2 separate regions of the Mus musculus genome follow, and region 1 is linked to region 2. Evidence: chromatin loops called from intact Hi-C (ENCODE). Cell type or tissue: left cerebral cortex. All regions are shown on one strand. Links, peaks and the distances in the headings refer to the core of each region. The heading gives the core; the rest is flanking DNA. Region 1 holds the start of Gm26054 (a small nuclear RNA gene). Region 2 has its middle 5.1 kb from the start of Xylt1.

Region 1 (9,752 bases), core at 918-8,917, 420 kb before region 2:
TGAAATTCATATTGAGAATATTATCATTAAATAAAGAATATGATCATTAATTATATTAGTACATTCAATGCAAAGATATTAAATAAAAGAAAAAATCATGGTGTTAAAAATATGGAATGCTTCACGAATTTGCGTGTCATCCTTGCGCAGGGGCCATGCTAATCTTCTCTGTATCGTTTCAATTTTAGTATATGTGCTGCCGAAGCGAGCACTGCAAGGGTTTTATTGAGTATTTTTGCATCAATATTCATAAGGGAGATTGGTCTGAAGTTCTCTTTCTTTGTTGGATCTTTGTGCGGTTTAGGTATCAGAGTAATTTAGGCTTCATAGAATGAATTGGGTAGAGTACCTTCTTTTTCTATTTTGTGGAATAGTTTGTGCAGAACTGGAATTAGATCTTCTTTGAAGGTCTGATAGAACTCTGCACTAAACCCATCTGGTCCTGGGCTTCTTTTGGTTGGGAGACTATTGATGACTGCTTCTATTTCTTTAGGGGATATAGGACTGTTTAGATCGTTAACTTGATCCTGATTTAACTTTGGTACCTGGTATCTATCTAGGAAGTTGTCCATTTCATCCAGGTTTTCTAGTTTTGTTGAGTAAAGCCTTTTGTAGTAGGATCTGATGATGTTTTGGATTTCCTCAGGATCTGTTGTTATGTCTCCTTTTTCATTTCTGATTTTGTTAATTAGGATACTCTCCCTGTGCCCTCTAGTTAGTCTGGCTAAGGGTTTATCTATGTTGTTGATTTTCTCAAAGAACCAGCTACTGGTTTGGTTGATTCTTTGAATAGTTCTTTTTGTTTCCACTTGGTTGATTTCAGCCCTGAGTTTGATTATTTCCTGCCGTCTACTCCTCTTGGGTGAATTTGCTTCCTTTAGTTAGTTCTAGAGGTTCTAGGTGTGCTGTCAGGCTGCGAGTGTATGCTCTCTCTAGTTTCTTTTTGGAGGCACTCAGGGCTATGAGTTTTCCTCTTAGGACTGATTTCATGTGTCCCTTAAGTTTGGGTATGTTGTGGCTTCATTTTCATTAAACTCTAAAAAGTCTTTAATTTCTTTATTTCATCCTTGACCAAGGAATCATTGAGTAGAGTGTTGTACAGTTTCCACGTGAATGTTCGCTTTCTATTATTTATGTTGTTATTGAAGATCAGCCTTAGTCCATGGTGATCTGATAGGATGTATGGGACAATTTCAATATTTTTGTATCTTTTGAGACCTGATTTGTGGCCAATTATATGGTCAATTTTGGAGGAGGTACCTTGTGGAGCTGAGAAGAAGGTATATCCTTTTCTTTTAGGAAAAATGTTTTTTAGATATCAATTAAATCCACTTGTTTCATAACTTCTGTTAGTGTCCATGTGTCTCTGTTTAGTTTCTGTTTCCAGGATCTGTCCATTTGTGGGAGTGTGGTGTTGAAGTCTCCCTCTATTATTGTGTGAGGTGCAATGTGTGTTTTGAGCTTTACTAAAGTTTCTTTAATGAATGTGGCTGCCCTTGTATTTGGAGTATAGATATTCAGAATTGAGAGTTCAGCTTGGTAGATTTTACCTTTGATGAGTATGAAGTGCCCCTCCTTGTCTTTTTTTGATAACTTTGGTTGGAAGTCAATTTTATTCGATATTAGAATGGCTACTCCAGCTTGTTTCTTCAGACCATTTGCTTGGAAAATTTTTTTCCAGCCTTTCACTCTGAAGTAGTGTCTGTCCTTTTCCCTGAGGTGGGTTTCCTGTAAGCAACAAAATGTTGGGTCCTGTTTGTGTAGCCAGTCTATGAGTCTATGTCTTTTTATTGGGGAATTGAGTCCATTGATGTTAAGAGAAATTAAAGAAAAGTAATTGCTGCTTCCTGTTATTTTTGTTGTTAAAGTTGGGATTCTGTTCTTGTGACTGTCTTCTTTTAGGTTTGTTGAAGGATTAATTTCTTGTGTTTTCTAGGGTGTAGTTACCATCCTTGTGTTGGTGTTTTCCCTTTATTATCCTTTGAAGGGCTGGATTCGTGGAAAGATATTGTGTAAATTTGGTTTTATTGTGGAATACTTTGGTTTCTCCATCTATGGTAATGGAGAGTTTATATATAGTAGCCTGGACTGGCATTTGTGTTCTCTTAGGGTCTGCATAACATCTGTCCAGGATCTTCTAGCTTTCATAGTCTCTGGTGAGAAGTCTGGTGTAATTCTAATAGGCCTGCCTTTATATGTTACTTGTCCTTCTTCCCTTACTGCTTTTAATAGTCTATCTTCATTTAGTGCATTTGTTGTTCTGATTATTATGTGTAAGGAGGAATTTCTTTTCTGGGCCAGTCATTTTGGAGTTCTGTAGGCTTCTTGTATGTTCATGGGCATCTCTTTCTTTAGGTATGGGAAATTTTCTTCTATAATTTTGTTGAAGATATTTGCTGGCCCTTTAAGTTGAAAGTCTTCATTCTCATCTACTCCTATTACCCATAGGTTTGGTCTTCTCATTGTGTCCTGGATTCCTGGATGTTTTGAGTTAGGATATTTTTGCATTTTGCATTTTCTTTGATTGTTGTGCCGATGTTCTTTATGGAATCTTCTCCACCTGAGATTCTCTCTTCCATCTCTTGTATTTGGTTGCTGATGCTCACATCTATGGTTCCAGATTTCTTTCCTAGGGTTTCTATCTCCAGTGTTATCTCACTTTGGGTTTTCTTTATTGTTTCTACTTCCCTTTTTACATCTTGGATGGTGTTGTTCAATTCCATCACCTGTTTGGTTGTGTTTTCTTGTATTTCTTTAAGGACTTCTACCTCTTTAGCAGTGTTCTCCTGTATTTCTTTAAGTGAGTTATTAAAGCCCTTCTTGATGTACTCTACGAGCATCATGAGATATGATTTAAAACCTGAGTCTTGATTTTTGGGTGTGTTGGGGTATCCAGAACTGGCTGATGTAGGAGTACTGGGTTCTGATGATGGTGAGTGGTCTTGGTTTCTGTTAGTAAAATTTTAGGTTTGCCTTTTGCCATCTTGAAATCTCTGGAGTTACTTGTTATAGTTGTCTCTGTTTGGAGCTTGTTCCTCCTGTGATTCTGTTAGTTCCTCCTGTGATTCTCTGACAGCAGACCTGGGAGTCTAGCTCCCTCCTGAGTCTCAGTGGTAAGAGGACTCTCTGCAGGCAAGCTCTCCTCTTGCAGGGAAGGTGCACAGATATCTGGCATTTAGACCTGCCTCCTGGCTGAAGATGAAGGCCTGAAACAGGGCCTCTCCCAGCAGCTGTGTCGCTTCTGCCTTTCCCAGAAGCTGTGTAGCTTCTGTAGTCCGCACTCCACCTGCACAGACTAGTCGCTGAGGGATCCAGGACCCAAGATGGCTCCCCCACCTGCTCTGGCAGAGCCCTCCTAGGCGGGTGTCTCTCCTCTGTCGGGGAAGGTCCTGGGATGTCTGGAGCCCGAAATGGGATCTGTCCCAGAAGCTGTGTCGGGAAGACAACTTCTGAGAGCCGGTTCTCTCCATTCACCACAGGATCCAAGAACTGAAATCAGGACTTGAGGCTCGTGCACATGTTTTACTCACTGAGACGTCTCCATGGCCCACTTTGTGAGATTTTTAAATTAAAAAAAATAATATTTATTTACTTTACTGTGAGTGTGTGTGTGTGTGCAGATATATGCCATGATGAGCATATATAAGTCAGAGGATAACTTGTGGGAATTGGTTCTTTCCTTGTGAGGTCCAAGGGTTGAACTCAGGCTTCAGGCTTGACAGCAAGTCCCCTTACCACTGAGTGCTTGTGGTATCTCTCTGGCTCCTACTCTGATTTTAATATGTCTATGGTACCATGTAGTTCACTACATTTATTATAGTTTGATATTTTAGGGTTATTAAAAACTATATCATCTTATTAATTTGGAAAGAAATTGATACATTTCCAACATGATAAAGAGCAAAAAACCCTTTTTAAAATGTATTTCCAAGTAAGGGTCTACAGGACACTATGTCACCCCCTAGCACATCTCCCAAGAGTGTGGTTAGCACCTTGAATAGCCACCATGCTGACTTGGATGCTAGGGACTTGTCTGCGTCCTTAGTCCTGTCAGCTGTCCTCAAAGTTCTCTTTCTAAGGAAAAACTCTGCCCCAATTAGCCCAGTCATCTGAAGAAGTTTCTCATCTGCCCTTGGCATTTGTAACTGGCCAGGATGTGAGACAGCTCTGTGTGCTCTGGGTCAATGTGATATTACCTTCTGGTTAGATTAAACTTCAGCAGCTTTGTCAGAAAACCACACACAGGAGGCCATCCTGGTATTGTGCTTAATTGGCCATTATCCTGTTTTCCTTTCTTGTGGTCTGATGGTCACAGCAATGGGGTGGATGGGATGGCTTCTGTTAGGCTTAACACTGTGAATGTAATGTTTTTCTCTCTTGAAATAAGTATTGGAGGTAGTCACACTTGAGGCTATTCTGACTGTCAACAGGAGTTTATTCCATATCACTACAGGGTCACACATTCATATTTATTTTATAGGTGTGATCACTATCCACATTTTATTTTAATACTCAAATTGCCTCCTGTTTCACTGACGCAAGTGCCTTCAAAATGGTTCCTATGTCTTTTTAACATTCTTTTGGAGGACTGTTTCGCTTTGTTTTTGTTTGTTTGTTTTGAGACTGTACTAGGATTTCTAACCATCTTCTCAAGCTGGGTGTGGTGGCACACGCCTTTAATCCCAGCACTCGGGAGGCAGAGGCAGGCGGATTTCTGAGTTCGAGGCCAGCCTGGTGTACAAAGTGAGTTCCAGGACAGCCAGGGCTATACAGAGGAAACCCTGTCTCAAAAAAAAAAAAAAAAAAAAAAAAAAAAAAAAAAAACCAAAACAAAATTAAAAAATCTAAAATATCTTCTCTCCACGTCCCAAGTGTTGGATTCACAGGCAGGCCATACCACACAAGGCAAACATCAATCAATAATGGCCATAAGCGAGGTTTATTTTTTTAAGTCCTAGGAGTATGTTGGAATTCAGACTATTTGACATTTATTTTTATATTTTGGAGATTAAAATTCTGTATATTTATGGTATGTATCATATTTTGACATATTGCATGCTGTAGAATTACTAAAATGTGATAATAAATGTTCACATTAGTTCATATACAAATTTTTCTGCATAGAGAACTCTGAAAAAATTTTCTCATACATAATGTATTGTTTCTTTAGCTATAACCACCATCATGGATGGTGGATTTGTTGAACTTATTTTTCTGGGGAGCTGAAATTTTATAACTATGATTGACAGGAACCAAATATCTCTACTCCCCAGGCTCAACATTTTTAAGAATATATAAATATATGAGACCACACAGAATCCATATTTATCGATTTGTCCTATGTCACTTAGGTCCTTTGGTCCATCCATTCTGTGACACATGGTAGGGTTTCCTTACATAGTTGGAAAAAAGTCTTTTATCATCCCTACACACCATATTTTCTTTATCCATTGAGCCTGGGATGGACAGTTAGGTTGCTTTCAGACCTTGACTACTATGAATAATTCTAAAGAGAACGTGAGAGAGCAGGTATTGCTTAATGTAATGATGCAATAGCCTTTGAATTGTGTTGCCAGTATGAGGACTTGTGCATCATAATGCCATTATGTCGTATTTGAGGCATTTTCATCATGTCTTCCATAATAGAGGTAAGGATCTTTAGTCCCATCACTAATCTACAAGGATTCTCTGCATCTACTGTCCAATACTAACATCTAACATGCATTCTATTTCTTCTGTTGGACACCAGCCATTCTAGCAAGCATGAGTCAGCATCCTAGTTGATTAATGTGCATCTCCTAGCATTGCTAAGCATATGTTCCCTATGCCCATTGCCTATTTCAATGCTGTCTTTAGAGAACTGACAACTCAGGCCATTTGCCCATTTTAAAAAGTCTGCATTTTCCGTTATTGAGTGTACAGACTCTGAATATTAATCCCTCAACAGCTGTGTGGCTCACAAATGTCTTCCTTCATCCCATTGGTTGCCTGCTAGTTATCATTTCCTTGGCTGTGCAAATCCTTTCAGTTTCATGCAGTCCTATTTATCTAGTCCTGCTTTTATTGCTGGTGGCATTAGGGGTAGATAAAAATTGTTGCCCAGAGCAACAGCATGGGACATTGGCCCTGTGTTCCGCTATTCATTTGTCAGTTTCAATGGTAGTGTCTAAGTCACTTTAAGATCACTTTAGTTGATTGCTGTATGTAGTATGAGAATTCGGCCCAATTGCATTCTTAGATATATTGGTACTGTTTGCTATCACTATTCAGTTTTACTCATTTCATTTGGTGTGTGTGTGTGTGTGCGCGCACGCGCACATGTGTACATGTGTCACTGCACATCTGTGGAGGTCAGACAATTCTCAGGAATCAGCTATCTCATGCTACTTGTGGGCTTCTAGGATTAAGGTCAAGTGCTTTTATCTGCTGAGCCCTCCTGCTAGCCCACCCAGCACCATTTATTGAAGCCACTATTTTGCCCAACTCTGTATACCTGGCATTGTTGCCACAGATCACTTAACACTAAATTCATGGAGCTGTTTTTCAGTTCTATTTTGTTTTTTGTTTTGTTTTTGTTTCTGGGGTGTGTGTATACACGTGTGTGCATGAGCACAAGTGTGTATGCAAATGTGAGGGTCAGAGGTCAATGTCAGGATTCTCCACTTGTTTTTTTGAGACAGAATCTCTCACTGATTTTGAAATAGTTTCAACTAGATTGGCTGGCCAGCAAATCCCCAGGGTCCACCTGTGTTTGTCCGTCCTCCACTGACATCCAGGACTGAGGTCACAGTCACATGCCTCTACACACAGATTTTACATGGGCTCAGGAGGTCTTCATGCTTGCATAGTAAACAATTCGGCCGTAGAGCCCTCACCCAGGCCTGTGTGTCTGTCCCCATGCTAGTGCTTTGCTTTCTGATGTCTATAGCTTTGTTGGACCAGCTAAAGCCTGGTGGAGCGATGCCTCTTGCTCCAGCCTTGCAATTTGGCCTAGGTTTTGCTCTGACTGTTCTTTCCGAACAGGGGCTGACCATATCATTCAGCGTAGCCAGGCTTTGCGGTGGCTTTTGTTGGGTTTTACTCGCCCCTGGAATCACATGATGTGTAGGTGGGAGCAGACTCTCCGACTTTCCTTCCACGGGACCTGGAACGTGAGTGTTGATGACATTATTCCTGTCTCTCTGGGCTCCAGGAGTCGTTAGCGCTCGGAATGCAGCTCTTTGCTCTGCCACACACTTGCCAGCTCAGTGGGATTGGGAGACTACTCTTCCTCCAAACCCCCACCAATGTCTCACTTCTGTCTTTCTTTTCTGCAACCAGAACTTCTGAGGGTGGCTTCTGTATGGAGCTGGAAGGCATCAAAGGGATATTTTACCAAGTCTCCCCTGCCTCAGCTTGTAGTGAGCCTGCATGCCTTCTGGTTTCTCTCTGGTCTGCACTGACTTAGTCTTCCGTAGGTGAAACTCCAGCATACACTGGGTCAGATTCCCTGACCCTCCCATGCTAGCCCTCCCTCTCTGTGGAGATCAGCATCATCCCCCTGGGAAAGGTGATACATTGTGAGTGGTGAGTCTTTCTCACCTCTGCTTTTAGTAACAATTCCAGAGTGCCAAGTAGAGCTGTAAGAAAGTATGTGGATATAAATTTTCTCTGAGTCTATGGACTATGGAAACTACAGTTTTTCTCATGTTGTCCTTTCATAGCCATTAATGTTTTCTTTTAAAGAAATGCAGGATTGTGTTATTTTTTCTTTCCCCATAGTTCCAACCAGAACAGTGGCATGTGTCACTCATATAAGGCACTTCTTACTTCTGGACCTTAGTTCTTGTGTATCTCTCTCTCTCTCTCTCTCTCTCTCTCTCTCTCTCTCTCTCTCTGTTTGTACAGTTGTATGTGTATGTTCATGTTTATGTATAGATGTGCCCATAGGTATGTGTGTATGTATGTGAGTATGTGTACATGTATGTGAATGTGTGCCCGTGTGTGTGCATCTATGAATGTTTGTATACATGTGTATGAGTGTTTGCATGTATGAATGCTTGTGTGCATGTGTGTGAATCTGTGTGCATGTATGTGTGAGTGTATGTGCACGTGTGTGTGTGTGAGTATGTGTGTGTGTGTATGTGCATGTGTGTGTGTGTGAGTATGTGTGTGTGTGTATGGATGAATGTGTGTGAGGTGGGTGAATGTGTTTGTATATGTTTTTGTGCATATGTGTTTGAGTATATGAATGTGCATATATGTATATCTGTATACATGTGTATGTGTGGATATCTACTTTCTATGTATGTGTGTGTATGAATAATATATATATGTATATGTATGTGGGAGTGTTTGTTTATATGGTATATGTGAATGTGTGTACGTTTGTGTGTGAAAATAGGCACACATACCACAGTACACATATGGTGGTCAGAGGACAACTTTGTGAAGTCACTTCTCTTTTTCCATCTTGACATGAGCTTGAATGACGCAACTCAGGTTGCTAGGATTGAGAGTCAAGCACCTTACCTGCTGAGCCACCTCACGGCTAGCAGCAGTAGCAATCTTTCATGAGTTTCTGTCTATATCCAGTAAAGAAGGCAGCTCATAGACCTTGTGAACACAGATTTATCTTTGTGGCCATTTTTCAAATGAATTGTATTCTAATGTGGAGTTGGTAGCGGGGTCTCGGTCCCAGCACTGCTCTGATTGTAACATTCGCATCATGTTTCCTCCTCTGGGTTTCCAGCCTTTGCTGTATAACTTCCCAGACACTTCACAAAGAGATGGAGTCTGTGTTTCCCGCCTTCTCTTTTCAGTTCACCTTGTGTGTGGCTTGCTATAGAAGAGCTTAACAGAATACCACTGACCTGGTGCCTGGGCAGGCCTTGGCCCCAGTATGACTGCTCGAACTGGCTGCTAGACAGCATCTCTCTCTTTGCCATCTCTCATGTGGCCTTTGCTTGGTGGCTCAGAAGGAAACCAGACCTGTTTTATGATAGACCTGACCTTATGACTTTATTAAATATTAATTACCTGTTTCAAAACCCTGTCTCCAAATACAGTCACATTGAGTAGTATCAACAAAAACTGGCAGGAGATATAATTTGTATGTAACACTCTGGAAATTATCCAAGCTATTATAATGTAATGGAGGTGACAGGAATCATGTTTTGAGTCTAATTGGCATACTACTCACCTCTCCATGTGCTCTTGGAACTCCACTCAGAAGGTATGAACTAACCTGTTGGCATCCAATAGGAGGGTTAAGTGAACTGCTAGACAGAAGCTAACCAATCAAAAGGCATGTAAGATTTTGCTGCTTCCCATAGTTAGCCAATCACAAGACACATGTGGCAATGCCCTGAACTGACAATCACAAGATATAAACAGTCAACCAAAGTCAAGGCATGCTAGCTTTTGCTTCAGCCTATAGTCAACCAACCATAGAATATGTAAAGCTTTCCTCCACTCAGTCATAGACCAATGAGAAATAACAAAAATCTTATTGTTTTAAATTTTTATTTATTGTGTGTATGGGTGTTTCATTTGCATGTATACAACTATACCATGTGGGTTCCCAGGACTCACTGATGCCAGAAATGTGCATTATATTTCCTGGAATTGGAGTTACAGGCTGTTGTGAATTGCCACATGGGTGTTGTGAACGTAACTAAGATTCTCTGGAAGAGCATTCAGCATTTGTAAGCACTGAGCCACCTTCCTAGTCCTTTGGTTTTAAACCATTGAATACTTGGGGTCTTTGTTAC
Region 2 (9,752 bases), core at 1,631-9,630:
TGTAGTCTAAAACTTTTTCTTAGACTGCAGCCTTGTCATATAGATCTTCATATAAATATGCTTTTATTTTGGCCTTTAATAATAATAATATTTAATAATATAATAATAATAATTATTATTAGAATTTTATGTGAGCAATTTATTTATACTGTTTTCCCTTGCTTCTCCACCCTCCAATGGTTCCCATGTTCCCCCTACTCTCTGTCAGAGTCATGACCTTTTAATCGTTATTCACACACACACACACACACACACACTCACACACACACACACACACACTCTCACACACACACACACACACACACACACACACTCACACACACACACACACACACACACACACACACACACACACACACACACACACACACACTCTGCAACCTGCCCAGTCCATTAAGTGTTGTTAAGGATGGGCTGCCTAAGATTGATTGTGTCTCTCAGATTTTATGTTGTTAAAAAAATAAAACATTTCCAAAACCATTTCATTGTTATCGCAGAAAATTTAGCTTAAGAAAAGTCCTTTTTACTGAGTTTGTTGAGGTTTTCTCTCTGTCTGGGTATATAATAGACTTTATGATTAAAAGAACAGGCTACTTGCTTTCTGTTTAGGTATCTCTGCCTCTCATGAATTCGGGGAATTGAGTTTGCCGATTGCTTTCGGGGTTTTTTTCCATGTCCCTCCTCATTCTTATTTCTATTTATCTACTTGCTATGAAAAACAAGTGTATTGATTTCTTCAAATATATATGTATTTATTTTATCAAGGTCTCATTGCTTTTCTAATAGTTTTCAGTCTGTGTGAGAGGCAACAACAGGAGCTTGCTTGGTGCCACTGAAAGGGCTTTAAATATGCATTCATTCATTCATTCATTCATTCATTCATTCCTTTAAGTCCCCTGATGAGGAGGATCCAGTGTCCTCCCAGTTTTGCACAGGCAGAGAGGCATAGACGTGCAAGGCTTGCCCAGAGTGTGATTATGAATTGTCCTCTTCAGTCTCACACGTTTGAACACTTGGCTTGTGTCTAGTGCCACTGTTGGGAAAGGTGGTGGAATCTTTAAGAAATGGAGCCTTGCTGGATCAAGTGGGTCACTCGGGGCTGACCTTGAGGTTTTATAGTCCTGCCCCACTTGGTTGTGGATGAGATGCATACAGCCTGTCCCCATGCCTTCCTCGCCTTGGTGGAATGATCCCAGAATAAGCCCTTTGTCCCTTAAACTGCTTCTTGCTCTTGGTCACAGCAATTAGAAAAGCAACTAGCATACTTCACTGACAGAATTTGCAGCTGGGTGCTTTGCATGTTGTGTCTCGTCCCCAACCACAGCCCATGCCTGGCACCCATGGCAGGTACAACCCTCCTGTCTGTTGCCACCTCATTCCATGGTGAACACGGGCTCTCTTTCTTGTGACCTTCATTTCTGGTAACTCTGACTGATAACCCAAGCCAGGACAACATTCACCCTTAGCTGTCTCTGGACTGTGATAGAAGGCTTATAGTGTGCTAAGTGGTTAGCAGGAAGTACAGCAATGCCCAAGTCAGAGGGAGCCTGGCTACCCAGAATGTGCGATTTAGGTAGTTCATGCTACGGGAAAGATGGGAAAAGGCAAGGTTATTGGCCGTGCTGGCCTAGCTACTACGTCCAGCAGCATGATCAGTAAGAGAGCATTGAGGGACACAGACATCTGAGCAAAGGCCGATGAACAAACAGGGCAATGCTGTGGGGTGGAATCCTTCTGGTGCATTCCAAAGGTGATGAGGACATGTGAATGAAGAGCATCATGAGGAAAGAGGGGATGGGACAGGTACAGTGGACTCTAAAAGTTACGGAGTTCCAGGCTGCTTCTATCTGCCTGCCTTACCACCTCTACCCTCTTGGTTACAGAGTGGCTGCTGAAATCCCCACTACACACTCTATATTCCAGTTAGAGAGAAAGGAAATGAGAAGGGCTGAGACTTTACTGATCCTAGTGTACTTAAAGCCTCCACCTGGAAGTATCTCTTGGAAGTTTTATCACTGGTTCCTGCCATCCTTTCCCACATCACTTCTAACCAGAACACTAATAACCATTGCTTTTGTCTTGGGCATACTGTCAATCCAAAAAAAAAAATCAGAATACATTAGCAAACAGGAAGGGAGGAATGAAATTTGATAGGCAGTGAGTGGATGCTGACACACTAAGGAGCTTTCCAGAAAATTCGCATTTTCCCAAAGCCTTTTGGAATGAAGTCTTTGGTTATAAGAGATTCCAAGGTCGCCCAGGGCAACAGCAGTAAGTGCAGAATGAGTTGATTTTGGGGTGCAGAGCAGAGGCTATAAGTCAGGTGGGGAAGCAACTTTGGATTCACAGGGCTGAGCTTGACCATAGAATGATCCAGGGCTGAGCAACAGCATCTGTGTCAGATGGGACTTTGGAGTGGCTGAGGCAGGTGTTAGTGAACCAGATAAATGGGTGTCTGGATGAAGCTGGATCACAGCCTAATGCACCTGATGCTTCCTGTCCTTTGTTGATAAGATAGTACAGTGTGTGTGCATGTGTGTACATGTATGTGTGTATGTATATGCACTTGTGTGTGCATGTGTGTATATATGAGTGTATATGTGCATGTATGGATGCATGTGTGTACATATATGTGTGCATATGTATGTTCATGTGTGCATATGTGTGTGTGTGTGTGTGTGTAAAAGTAACTTTTTATTGCCTGATGTAATTGTTGTCTCAGAGGCTTACTGCCTGTCTGCTAACCTAGACATAGTCCTGGAAGTTTCTACCCTCCATACAATCTAATCTAGGCCTAGAATGTTTTCAGCCTCTGAGTCTTGTTGTTGAATAAGCTCACCCCTTCCTAGTTCTTTCTGATCTCTGGCTGGCTGATCAACTCAGCTATTCTGGCTCCAACTCTTCTCCAAGCTGACTGATTCAATCTGGCTTCTCTTAGGTCTCCTGAATTCTGCTCTGCATGACTTCTAACTAACTCTAACAATCTGTTCTAATTTTCTTGCCTCTTCCCATTCTCTGGCTCATTCTGTGTTCACCCATGTCTAGCTTGGTCTCTTTTCAACCTATTTCTGTAAAACTCTCCTAGTAAAACTGCTTCCTTCCTCTTTGTACTGCCCCTTGAGTAGTTTCCCGCTCCCTTCTTCTTGTAAAAGTTGGGTGTATCCTAGCCTGTCAAATCTTTCTCTGATTCATCACCTTGTCTGCCACTCAGTTAGACATCCCTTTTAAACATGGGTGTTTCCTTATACAAACTAACTTTACCTTCATCATTTGGGATTAAAGGTATGTACTAAGGGTGTGCCTGTATTCCAGCCAGATAGATGAAAAGTATATGCAATCTCAGTACGACCCCTATTCTGCAACATGTGCATGTGAGTGTGTGTGTGTGTGTGTGTGTGTGTGTGTGCATTTTCAGGCCAGAAGACAACTTCTGCTGTTTCGAGACAGGATCTCTCACTGTCCTAAAACTCACTGATTAAATTAAACAAGTCCTAGGGATCTACCTGTCTCTACCTCATTGGTGCTAGCTGTGATTCTGGACATACATCACCATGCTCCCCTTTTTATCTGGGTGCTTGGGATCAAACTCAGGTCCTAACGGTTGCCTAGCAAATACTTAGTAGTCTGAGCTACCTTTCCAAGCCTAAAATGGTATATTTTATCTTTTCCCTTATTTTATAAAATTTGCCCAAACCATTCTATAGCTCTTGTTATGTCCCCACAAGTAGTTAGGTTTTTACTAAGCACAGCTTGAGAAAATCCCAACCACAGAAATCCAACGAACGTAGCAAATGTAAATCCCAAGAGTGTTTTTGTACATTAAAAAAAGAAAAAAAAAGAAAAGACCTGCAGTCATTTGTTCAGTCTATGGTGGATTTCAGAGGCATAAAGGGAGTCAAATTTCTGGAAGAATTGTATCTCAAAGAACACAAATGGACTATTCCAAGGTCATTGCCTCGTAAAGTCTTCCTTGTGGCTGGTGGGGACTTGGCTTACTCTATGCACTGTAGTACCTCTCTTGGTTTTCCTTTCCTTTGTTGTCCTCAATGGTCTCCAGAGCTGCTTGTTTGCAAATTTACCTACTCATCCCGATGCACCTGTCCCACTGGGTAAAAGGTCCACAGCAATAGGAGTCCTCTATGTGCCTTATTCCACGAGTTTCCATGGAGAATGGAGGATGTTCTCACTCAGCGTTCACAGAATGTGATATGTTGAAGTGTCTAATACAAAGATTAGCCACTCGTAAATGCTAAATAACTATGATATCTTCTCACCGCCCATCATCATTCCTGGCCTTAGTGGTTGTATTAGATGGGTGCTGCAGAGGAAGAACAGATGTTTCAAGGGGATGTATTAGACTGGCTTCTATCACAGGGGCAGGATAGTCCAATGATGACTAAGAACCAGACACCCTTGTAGTTGCTCCATACACAAGGCTGGATGCCTCAGCAGTCCCAAGCTGGCACTGGAGGCCCAGCGGGCTCCTGGAGAGATGTTGACCTTCAGTGCATGCTGGAAAGTCAAGATACTGGGCTCTGATATCACAGAAAGATGCTGGCATCTAGTTGCCCTCGCAGGCACACCTGGAGTCCCAGGAGCCAAATTTGGCACCATTAGATTTATTTTAAAGGAAAACATCTCCACGAGTCTAATGTGAGATGTGGAGTGGGAGCCATTTGTTCCCTTTCTCACTCGTCAGAGCATTGCCATTGTAGTTGAGGCTGTGAGACTTCACAGCACCAAGTGCTGGTTTCAGACACAGCAGATAATTTCAATTAAGGACAGTTTCTCTATGTCCTTACCTGGGGCATCTTTCTCCCATTCTCTTCCCTTTAGCTTCCCATAGCTACTGATGCTTGCAAACCCGTGAGCCTTCTTTCTGGACACCCCCTAGCAGCCTGATTTCTTGCTCTCTCTGGACCTTGCATGCAGGAAACTGATCACAGGGAAGTTATTTGCTAACCAGAGCGCCCTCTGCTGATGAAAGAGTCCCTGGAATCACAACTCTGTTCAGCTGTTGGTCTGTCTGTCCGTAGGGCTGACAAGGCCACTTAACTTCCCTTGGGTGGGATGGGGCATCTACCCACAGCCCTCACTCCGGAGGGGTTTCTATGATCCTGCTGCTCAGAACTCCCCTGGCTCGTGGGCATTTGTTGAAGACAGTCAGGGATCCCGTGGGTGGAGGTATTCCGTACTGAAGTCTCACATCATCAAGCACACGCAGGTGAGCCACCTGCTTCCAGCGTCTGTGCTGATGCAGAAGTGAAACTCAGGAGGAGTTTAAAAAATTCTTTTGAAGAGCAAAGTCGGGTCAATTGGTAGCATTTGGGTAAAAACCAACTATAAAAACAAGAAAGAGACATGTGATAGAGATTAAAACGGAAACCATATACCTCACTAAATTTGACTGTTAGTCTGAAGTTGATTTAAATTCAGAAGGAGGCGTGAGAAGCCCAGGCTCTCCAGAACCCCGAGGCAGGAATATTTGAAAAGGTCTGGAATTTTTTTTTTTAACTTGGTGATCAGGTGGTGGCCCAGCTAACAGTCTTTTTGCCCCCCACTGGCTAATCCCTCTATTTCACAAGAAATAGATGACACACAATGTCACCATTTTCATGTGCCCTGGAAGACTTGAGTCTTTTTTTTTTTTTTTTTTACTTTTCTGCTTTACAATACTGAGGGTCAAAGATGTTGGGCATCCTGCTCACGCATCATGAAATGAAAATGTTGCTGGGTATGGGTTTTGAACCTGGGTCTGTACCAGGCCCCAAACGGTGCCGCTTCTTTCTGGAAGAATGCCCCTGGCTCATTTCACCTGGCCCCAATCCTGCAATTGATGGATGTTCATTCCACATCCAGAGCTCACCCAAGGCCTTGCACTATACCAAATAGCAGAGAGAGCAGGCATAAAGAAGTGAGGCAAAAGAGACACTGGAACACCACAAGGTCCTGATGTTACACAGCCTCCTCCATGGAGCCTTCCATAGAGGACCTTTCTCCCCTCTGATGCTTTTAGCCACTTAACTTTGATAGAAAGAGGCTTGCTTCAAACTGGTAATTCAGACTAGCTTCAAACTGGTAATTCCCCTGCCTCGATCTTCCAAGTGTGTGTGCCACCAAGGTTGACTTGATCAGTAGGGATGCAAAAAGTTATTTGTATGAGTTAGCTTATTTAATCCTTACATTTAAAAAAAGTGTCAATAAACTCCCATTATTTTAAGCCCCATTTTATGGATGAGGACGTTGAGGCATAGAACTTAACAATAGATATTTTAAAAACTCAGTTAAAATGCAGCAGAGGGGAGATAGACCAGCTGGTAAAGAAGCTGACTCCACAGAAACCACAGAAGATAGCAAGCCCTGGGGTGGGGGTGGGGGGCAGTTGATTCTGGGCAGCATAGCTTTTTTTTTTTTAACTTCCAGGCTGAAAATCAAATAGAAATAAACAGCAAACAAACCAAAAAACCCACCCCTGAGGTTCCCTTTTGGCTTTCATGCACACAAACACACACATGCATGTGCACATGCGCTCGTTAAGCCTGGGCAAGCTAGTTCTTATCTATCTCATTCGCTCCGTGCACTGATCCTGGAATTGCTGTCAGTGAAATAAATGTCTTGTCCCTCTGTCCTGTTGGACAGTTCTTTGAGGGTGAAGACTATCCCAACCATTTCCTTTGCAATTGCTAGCTCAGGACTGGTCACACCCAATAACTCACAATGCCCAGTGACAGATTCAGCCTTCCCATCCTTGAAGGGATGGAGAAACAAGATTTGGCATTCGGGGTGGTGGTTGAGAGTCCCACAAATCAGGCGAAACTTCCCTAGAGCTCTGTCTCCTGGGGCCCATAGCACGGGAGCTGGGGAACCACATTTAAAAAGAAAGGTTCCTTGGGGAATCTTCATCATCTCCAGATTCCACTTGCCCAGCAGGACGCCTATGTGTAATAGGGTTCCATGCATCTTTGTGGAGTGAAAAACTGAGCTTCGAAAATCCTGAGGACTCAGAATACAGTGGTTAGAGGCACTGCCGAGTCTCAAGCAGGGCCCTGGCCTCTTTCTTATCCATCAAGGCCACCTGCCTCTCTATGCACAACTGCAAATGAAAACTCCTGTCCCTCTTAATGCAAAAGGGCTATTTCTGTTTGGTAGTTCAGCAAATTTAGGGTACCCACACTCTGGATGTCCCAGCCATACTGAGATGGGGCATTTTAGATACTCTAATTTACCCCAGCTCCCAGCTATCTGTTCCATCTTTACCTCTCTAAAATGTTTGAAGGGCTACTCATCTTGGAGCCAGAAGAAGAGAATCCCAGATGCCACCTCAGGTAAATTTTCCTCCAAAACCCATCAAATGAGCTGTTTATGGCATCTCTAACCTGCCCAGGGCGACTGGACCTCTTTCTTGAGTGGCTTTTTATGTATGAGTCAAGATAAACAACTCTGCTTCTCCAGGGATTTGGGCCCAGGATCTTTAACCTCAGTACTGAAGCACTAGGGCCCTGAGGGAGCTGAATCACAGCCTGGCCCCTGGAGGACTGCTGTTAGCTGTGTCATGTGGAGGAAGCACAGGTCATTGTTACTTTACAGACAAAGTGCAGAAGCGCTCTTGAGACAAAGGTGGGCTGGGGGCTGGAATATTCCACACAGCCAGGGCAGGACTTGGAGGCTATGTTTACATGACCTCTTGCTACTCATTTAGCACTAAGAACCCTGAAGTTCTTGGGGCGGGGCGGGGTGGGGGAAGATGACTTGACCATGGTCGGGGAAGCTCAATGGAGACTTCAGGGACAGCCGAGGGAAGCCATTCTTCTACTCCCACATGGCTCTATGGAACATTTGAATGGCTACAGAGATAACAGATTTACCCCAAGGCCAGAGGTGTATCTAGGAACCCTGGTTAGATTCATTTCCTTGATCTGACTTCCTGAGCTTTGTGACTGGTTTAGGGGTAACTTAGGACCTAAAAATTACTCTGTAAGAAAACGCTCTCTGCATCTTCTAAAAGAATCCTGGACTGCAGATGAATAAGTTACAGCTAGTCTAAGTCACAGAATCTAGGACTCTTGTGATGTTCCAGTGTGAACAGACACTGTGGGAGAAAGAGAGGAGAAAGGAAGAGAAAATTCTGTAGTGGTTGTTCTAGGTTGCTGGATCAAGCCATGCCTGGAGTTAGTGCTCTGCAATAACTAGTTCTACAATCCAGTAAGGCTTATTTTTAGATTGTTAAACCAGGTGTTTTATTACACAAACTATAAATATTCCCAACTGATATGCAGATAAGAGGAGACTGGTGAACCAGGGAGCTGCCTCTCCTCTACAGTCTCACTGTTGATGAAGTGGGAATGCCTCTGTCCCTGGCTGCAGAGCTAGAGGGGGCCCTGGAGCAGATTGTAGACTGTCAGGGTAGCAGGTTGGCTGAGGACACAGCTATCCCAGTAGCACTCTCATGAACCCACGGCTCCTTTGCAAATCTCTCTAGGGACGATGGTCATGTTTTCTTCTGAGATTCCATACCTACCTACACCTGACTCTCTGGCCTTCTAGCTGACTGTAGATCAGAGGCACCCTTTGTCACCTTGGGATGCTTGTACCTGATCCCACATCTGGCACACATCAGTGCTCTAATATGCTGGTGCAGTGGATGGAAGGGTCCACTTCTCGCCACTGTTGGCCTTGCTCTCTGATAGATTCTGTACATATCCACTCGCTTCCCTTTACAAACCAGGGTGATGTTTAAAAGGGCAGGAGACAAAAGACCAAGAATTCGCTGTAAGTCCCCAGCTCACTGACATAGGTAGACATCAGTCCCATTCACATGCAGACATTAATAGATGCTATGTATCAAAAGGGGAAGTCTATAAGACTGAGTCAGAGAGAGCTGGATGAAGTTTGAGTTCAGAGAGATTATTCCTTCCAAACTCTCACTGACAGAGCTCAGAACAAGGTCAAGGGGGACAGTCTTGGTGGCTCAAGGTCACCAGTCAGTCCAGGAAAATGCTTCTCCTTATAAAGCAAGGCTGGGCTGACCCAGCTCTGAATCTAGTGCACACAGCAAGTCAGACATCAGGAGGGCGGATGGTAAGAAGGGCGTTAAGGGAGGGAGGCTCTGTGGCTGGGAGGGAGACTTCAGCTTGTGGCCAGGGAGGGTTGGAAAACTTCTTTAGCCACCAAAGCATTCACTTGCCAACTGGATTTGGAGGATGTTGGATTGTGAGTCTTTGGGGACCAGAGAAGTGAGTCAATGAGCCCTGAATCTTTGGTTGGCCCTGGAAGGGGGGGGGGGTGACTCAGAAGTCGCAGTGCTTGTGCTGATTAACCTCGGCGAGTCATTGAGAACCTCCTCCCCATCGTTTCAGTCAGTGATCCAGGAATCCCAGGCTGCACAAGAGCCAGGACCTGTGACACTCCTACGTTTTCTCCCATCTCCACCTGCCAAGGTTTTCTCTCTGTGCAGCCAAAGATGCCGGGACGGAAAACTCCGCGCCTCCTGCAACTCCGCCTCCAGTTTTCTGCCACATGGAACACAGACTCTCAGGACCCTTCTTTCCCTTTTCCTGACCTCTGCAAGCTGAGCTGCCCTGTTGACTCTTCTATCCTCCACTTTCCGTCTCTCTACCCCTTGCACCGGCCTTTTCGCACCCGTACCTTGTTCCCACGCCTGTTCTGGGGGGTGTCTGTCTGCTTCCTTCGCCTCCACCCCCTCCCTCACCTTCTCCTCCCCACGCTGCCCTCGGCTCCTCCTCCAGGCCCCG

Evidence for each region. Peaks named below come from ENCODE experiments on the same cell type or tissue, not always from the same donor. Only the 100,000 strongest peaks of a DNase experiment are listed, where the experiment ranks them.
Region 1: it touches region 2 in a loop (2.3-fold over the local background); 3 of 42 quality-filtered maps call a loop at or near these places.

What each region holds. Positions count from the first base shown.
Region 1 is chr7:116,952,484-116,962,235 of GRCm38, forward strand. It overlaps Gm26054 (a small nuclear RNA gene), which reads right to left and starts at 212; the gene lies at 106-212. In left cerebral cortex, for the core only: no CTCF peak of the experiment used is centred there; DNase peaks (open chromatin) are centred at 5,823, 6,787 and 7,259; H3K27ac peaks cover 1,001 bases.
Region 2 is chr7:117,370,986-117,380,737 of GRCm38, forward strand. No RefSeq gene overlaps it. Among named protein-coding and RNA genes, the nearest start is that of Xylt1, 5.1 kb to the right of the region's middle. In left cerebral cortex, for the core only: a CTCF peak has its summit at 4,983 (motif pointing left); DNase peaks (open chromatin) are centred at 4,987, 8,114 and 9,504; H3K4me3 peaks cover 418 bases; H3K27ac peaks cover 292 bases.